2 separate regions of the Homo sapiens genome follow, and region 1 is linked to region 2. A link is a contact called in ENCODE Hi-C or POLR2A ChIA-PET data. All regions are on one chromosome and are shown on one strand. Each heading gives the region's core, a stretch centred on a gene start or an enhancer-like site at or near the end of the contact. The rest is flanking DNA. Distances are from core to core; before and after follow the strand shown.

Region 1 (3,290 bases), core at 370-2,869, 35 kb after region 2:
TGCCTGTAATCTCAGCACTTTGGGAGGCTGAGGCAGGTGGATTACTGGGGCCCAGGAGTTCGAGCCCAGCCTGGCCAACATGAGGAAACCCCGTCTCCACCAAAAATAGAAAAATTAGCTGGGCATGGTGGCAGGTGCCTGTAGTTCCAGCTATTCAAGAGGCTGAGGCAGGAGAATTGCGTGAACCCAGGAGGCAGAGGCTGCAGTAAGCTGAGTTCACGCTGCTGCACTCCAGCCTGGGCATCACAGTGAGACTCTGTCTCAAAAAAAAAAAAAAAAAATCTTACATTCAAGGAATACTTACTAACTGTCTGGCTGTGTTCTATATATATTACATACATTCATTCACTTAATCGTTACAACAATCCTATGAAGTAATTACTAACCTTATCCCTATTTTACAAGTGAGAAAACTGAGTTACAAAGAAATGCAGAAACTTGCCCTAAATCACACAGCCAGTGAGTGACAGAACCAAGAACAGAACACAGGCAGGCTGGGTTCTAACGCCATACTGCCTCTCAGTTGACCTGGAAGCCTCTTTAAAGACATGCAACCACACCCACCCCAGACAGAATAAGTGGCCCTTTCTCTGGTGCTTCCTCCAGTGCCTGTTCTACCAGTCACCACACTGCATTTCATAGGTCCATACCTCATCCTCAGCTACATATGGTTATCTTTTTTAAACACTTCTACTACTACTAATTGACTCATCTTATGTTTAAACAAATGAAATCAAGATGAGGTCGACAGTGTGGATAGCCAAAGTTTCATAAGTAGAGTACAGGACCAGGCCAGAGGAGGGCTCTGTTGCCAGATGAAAGAAAAGTTACTCTCGTGTTGTCTAGTGAAAAGAGAAGAAACCTAGAAAACTACAGATACAGAGTCACACACTTAGAGCTAGAGGGAGCCTCGGGAAGCACCATGCCATATGACAGGAGAAGAAATCAAGACCCAAGAGCAGAAGGTTTTGCTCAAGGTCACGCTGAAGAATCAGTTCTTGACAGCGATTAGCCAGACCCAAGTCTCCTGACCTCCACCCAGCTCAGGGCTCCCTCTGCCCTTTCCCACTCCCGCCAGAATTCTTACAAGAAGCCAACCCACAAGAAACCCAAAGCCAGAGGCAGCAATGAGGAATGTCCTGTTTACCCTTCTGTTGTTTAAGTAGAATCCTTTGTTCTAATGACAACAAAAAAAATCTCTTGCCTTCAACAAAGACATTCGTTAACAATAAATGCATTATTTCCCCCAGGAAAAGTTTGAATTTTACTTATTTACAGTGACACAGGTTTACTCAATGCTTTCTTTAATTAAACTCCTACTTAATATTTGATGTCTCTCAATCCAACTTTCCCTGAGCCAAGAACCGATCAATCCTGACCAACCAACAATGACTATTAAGCCATGGATTTTAAAATGGTTATTTTTACCCCTCCATGGAACTTAGCAGCTTTTTAAACACATGAAATATGCGCAGATACATGACATCTTTGAACTAGGGAAAATGCGATTGTAAAACCAGCCCTCTCACCAGTCTAGGTTGGACAAAGAGGGAAGGCATTTAGAGTACTTCTGTTGTCCCTTTCATTAGAATGCTGCCTGCCAGCGTTCTCCCTAAAAATAGTTGTCACGCCAGTGGAGTCCTCACTCTGGCAAACAGACTGTTCTGCACCAAGATCCTTTTTAACTGCTTCTTAAGTTACAGGAATTTTAACTAAATTAGAAAGTTTGCCACTTTGTTCCGTGTAAAATAAAAGCGTATAAAGCCAGAGCTCCTGAAACACAGGTTCAGCTCAGTTTGAAAAAACAAGAAAACGTCGTCTTCACTTCTGGGCATAAAAAATGTTGAAGCTTGAGGAGGTTGAGAACAAATGGAACTTCCTACTTATTAATGCTTGGGTAGTCAGTTTCTTCACACGGCCATTTCCTTCCCCCGCGCCTTTCTGTGAAAGTTTTATCAGCGCTGGACCACAAAATGATAAATGCTATCCTGTATAAAAAGGTAAAGATGCCTTAAAAACTCACTCTAGTGTTTCAAAGCACAGCTCTGCTTTCTACAGTGTTTGTATTTTTCCACATTTAGGGCTTTAATGATTCTAGAATAGACAGTAGGAATGCCAAATACATAAACAATTCAAAATCTGCTCAGGCAGATCTGAAAAGGGTTTCCTCAGCATCCGTTCCAAATTCCTCATCTTACTTTTTAGGCTTCCCCTCTCAGCCTTTAACGGAGTCCTTGATTTCCAAGTACCTAGAATCAGCTGTTGAGAAGTTTTAAATATGAATTCTGTTTGCATTTTTTTAGTATGCTTTCTTGTTTATTTTATATTTTTAGGGTATTTTCACTCATATTTTCTAACTTCAGCTCCCCCATCCAAAACAGACTCGCTGGTATGTTCACAATACCTTGGGAACAAGGGCTCTCTTCATGTCCCCAGCTATGTTACACACAATTAATTTCCCTAAACATTTGCTGTCCTCATGATACCGCCTTGCTCGAAAAGCATCATTGCACTATTATCAATAAAAACCATTTTGAGATATATATGTGTGAGTGAATATATGTCTATGTATATATATCCATGTCTCACTCTGCAAATATATTAACATATTATAAAACATTAACAAAAATATATTTAGAAAGGAGGAGGTTTACAAATCTAAACAGAAATCTTAATGTTTCACTGTGCCCTAGTGGACTGCCTAGCACACCCCCAGAAAGGAGTAGGTCTTAGTCAGGAGACCCTAGTTTGAGAAGATCAAGATCTAACTTTTGGACCAGCCTGGCCAACATGGGGAAACCCTGTCTGTACTAAAAACACAAAAATTAGCCAGGTGTGGTGGCGCACACCTGTAGTTCTAGCTACTTGGGAGGCTAAGGCAGGAAAATCTTTTGAAACTGGGAGGCAGAGATTGCAATGATCTGAGATCAGACCACTGCACTCCAGCCTGGGTGATAGAGTGAGACTCTATCTCAAAACAAAACAAAAGAAAACAAAAAAATCTAACTTTTGAGTGGCATTCGAGGCCCACCACAATGGAGTCTCAAACTTCCTTTCCAGCATAATCCACTGCTGTTCCCTCCTTAGCAATCAAACTGAATCACTGATTGCCTAGAAGCTCCAAGCTGCTCAATAGGCTTTGGGGCCAGGCTGTGAGTATGGGCTCTTCCTTATACCAGTTGTCAAGTCACAGGTAACCCACTCATTCTCCTTATGCTTCCTCATGCAGGGAATGAGAAAAATAAAGACACCTGTGGCAACATTCTTGTTGACAAGTGAAATGGAAGTAT
Region 2 (3,500 bases), core at 28-2,527:
CGCCCTCTCCTGTCCCTCTGCAAGCCCAAGAGGTAACAGTTCCCCCACTGATTTTAGCCCTAGGGTAGGGCACTTCCTTTGGTGGTGGTCTTTCACCTTACTCATGCTTTTGTAAATAGTCCTGCTCCTCAATTTCCCCATGCTATGAGCATGGAAAGAGAGATGAAGCTATACTACCCAAGAAACAAAAAGGGACCTACTTCACAGTAATTAAAGAAACCCTCATGTATCCAGGAAAGGTAACAATATTATTATGTAGAAAGGGAGCAACTGAAAACAAAATCATTAGCGGAACTTCATGCCACAATTCTAGCAACTATCCCTGCTTCTGTGTGTCTAGGCTTTAAATGAGATAATTAATATAAGAGCATATTAAATCTTATTTTTAAAAGGGTTAAAAGTAGTAAATACCTAAAGGAGTGAATCGTGTAAGCAAAACCAATTTTTCTCATCTGTAAAACTAATTATTTTTATTATTATCCTTCAATTTGAACAGTTTACCAGGTGCTCTTAAATGTGTCTTCTTATTTGATGTGTCCCTTACACCAGCCTTGGAAAGGGGTAGGATTTTTCCCCTTTATAATATGGAGAATTGTGCTCTGAAAGTTTAAGGCATTTGCTCACAAACTCACATAAGTGATCCAGGCAGATGTTCCGGGCTCTACCCACCATATAAGCCTAATTCAGGGGAGGTTTGCAGTTGTGGTGGCCAATAGGTTTCACACAAACAGTCAGTTTGCATTGGTTGGTAGTAACTGTGATGTGTTGAAAAGATTCTGAGGCTATCTGGACTCAAGAGAAAACAGTATCTCAACTAGCAATGTCTGGCAAGACACAGAATTGAGGAGCAATACCATGCCTCCTACGGATTTTCTGCCTTGACATAGTGTTTGACAGCATGGGCTTTGGAAGGGTGAAGGCCTAAGTCAGGGCCTGACTCAGTCTCCCCACTCAACCTTCTGATAGTCTCGTCTGCTATCAAAGGTCATAATATTAACTTCCCCACAGAGCTGCTCCTTTTTGTTCCCAACCTAAACTTATTTTCCCATGAAAAGAAGCACCACCCTTATCTAAAAGGACAAATCATGCAGAGAAAACTATGAACAGCATCCATTCTAGACTTAACAATTCAATCAATAAAAGTAGCAAAGTGCAGAAGGGGATGAGCTGGGCTTTGAGTTAGGAATGCTGGCATCTGTCCCAGTTTTCCTTTCATAATTTGTTCTAGGGCTATGGAGATGCTCATAAAGGATTCTCATTCCTATTGTAAGCCAGAGAGAATGCAATCCAATGCAATGTTTCGATCATGGAGTCTTTATTGGACACAGGCTGGCATGAGTTGATGGCACCTGAAAATCAGCAAGGTACTTTCCAAAATAATTTATAACGCTTCCTTAAAAGTAGGTCCTGTTTGTCAGTCTTGGTGAGTTCTGTCTGACCTGGGTAATCATCAGCACATGAGTTAATTTTTTCAATAACGGTTTCTTAATCTAGAAAATGAGATTGTTGGAACATAATTTTTTAAAAAAGAGTAATTTTCCTACTGGGAAAAGGAGTATGAAAACTATTTTTGTCAGTTTCCTAACTTTCTTGGTGTTATATTGTCTTTGTAGTAATGAAAATAATGGTAATAATATCATAATGTAATGTCTGTTTGAACTGTTATTCCTCCCTTTAGAATCAATTTATTTTTCTCTTCTTATTTTTTTGGTGCCTTTGATTACCTCTCTTACTTTTTAAACTTTTTGTAATGCTTTTATTTTTGTAAACATTCGTTTTCCTTGCAGAATGCAGCATGTGAGCATTACGTGCATGCTTTGTTCATGATAATAACTGAGGTATGCCAGAAAACCTCCCATCCTGAAATACATCCTCCTCACGCATGAAACTCCATGTTTCTAATAGTGGAATCCGTCCCTCTGGCTTGTGTTGTCTTTGCAGCTACAAATGCTCCTGGGAGGAACAGCATCTTCAGTCTCTAAACCTTGGTGCAGCTGAGTTTATTAGAGGTTTTCCAGACCTTAACAAGAGCCTGTGACAGTACTAAGACCCTGGGGATGGTGCGAAGGAGTCTGGAACCAGGAGGCTGCTGCGTTTTACAGGATACTGGAGCCCAGTTCTCAATCAAACGCTAGAGCTCAGAAAGACATGCCTCTCAGATCTGTCTACCTTTAAGCATTTTTTTAATTAATAACTGGATATTGACCATTAAAACCATCACAGGTATAGGAGTTTGTTGACTAAAATTTGTATTATAGATACAACTGAAATGTTTACAAATCTTTATAAGAAAATCATTACTACTTGGGTCAGAAGCAATGCAAGTCAAGCTTAGGTCTATGGTTTTTGCTCCTGATCAGTAATATGTAGATGGCATGTGTTCTCTTACCCTCTCTAAATCTGGAAAGATGCATTTCATAGTACCTCTAATCTCAAAAATTTTAACTTTCACTTTTAATTGTTGAAAATGTCATTCTGAAATCCAACAATGAATGAGTGAATGTGTATATATTCATCATATACTTGTACACACACACACAAATAAAACCTGTATCTCACGGCCCACATATCTTGCTTAAGCTGCTCTTTCAGGAAGATTTATGACACTCTGCTTCACAAAGAAAGTTTAAAAGAGAGAAAGAAAACGAAATGAAACAGTGACTGTTCCCTAGTGCAATTACTCTGTCAAATACTCCCCTAGGGAAAGGAATTTGCTCTTATTGTGAAATAAATTAATATAGAAACCAGACTCCTGCAGTAACTTTTCTTTATCCCCAGGCAGTATTTTCCCACTACTGCTCTCAAAATTCACTTTTGGCGATACACATATGGGAGGTTGGAAATAGCTAGAAATTATATGTTTGAATTTAAATATATTCCCATTTCCATAAATGTTAGCAGCTCCCCAAATTATCAGGGAGTACACAATCATTTAGAGATCGCCTGCCTCAGAAATCAATTGCTTGTCCTCTTCATCCTTGGTGGGGGGTGGAGGAGGAGAGGGAGCACTTTGTCTTACCACCTTTTCAAGCCCACAAATAAGAATTTCTTTCCCAGAAGCTGCCACTTGCAAAGAAAATTTGGAATGACAAGGCCCATTGGGCTGCAAGAAGAGTGTAGACACGTCTAAGCTTAGTTAGTCCTTTTTCCAAAATCCACAACTCAGCATTCACTGGGAACCTTCACTCGCCACATGCCAGCTCAAGCCCTCCGTGATTCCTAATTAGGCGTTCACTACTCAATTAGTGCCCCATTAGCCTCGTACCATGTTAACTTTAAACTACTGGTTACATTTCTCTTCACTTCAGCCATATTATGAATGGATAGAACTTACAAGCAATCATGAAAACCCTTGCCAGCTGAAATTCACTCTAATCTTAAAACAACATAAGAGCAGTATATGTAAAATCGATTAGGGACTGTCTTAACCAAACTACAGAGCAAAGCAGGGTCTTTTAGGAGGAGGCTATTCAAGGGGGAAAAATAGGGAATATATAGTG

The links. Hi-C counts contacts between places; a loop is a spot of excess contacts on that map. ChIA-PET counts read pairs that join two places held with the same protein, here RNA polymerase II (POLR2A).
Region 1: a map of IMR-90 shows a loop between it and region 2 (5-fold over the local background). The contact joins the enhancer-like site here to the promoter of LINC02349 in region 2. A Hi-C loop is called at or near these places in 1 of 168 maps with a recorded cell type or tissue (IMR-90). POLR2A ChIA-PET finds 5 or more read pairs at or near these places in 4 of 52 experiments (A673, MCF 10A, OCI-LY7 and 1 more).

The regions. Positions count from the first base shown.
Region 1 is chr15:61,763,579-61,766,868 of GRCh38, forward strand. No RefSeq gene overlaps it. Among named protein-coding and RNA genes, the nearest start is that of LINC02349, 35 kb to the left of the region's middle. Within about 2 kb of position 1,620, at least 2 of the 41 ENCODE cell types and tissues checked have a DNase peak (open chromatin) inside an H3K27ac peak, as active enhancers do.
Region 2 is chr15:61,728,641-61,732,140 of GRCh38, forward strand. LINC02349 (long intergenic non-protein coding RNA 2349) reads left to right here and starts at 1,278. Exons shown (of 2, transcript NR_146448.1): 1 at 1,278-1,364; 2 at 1,942-2,749.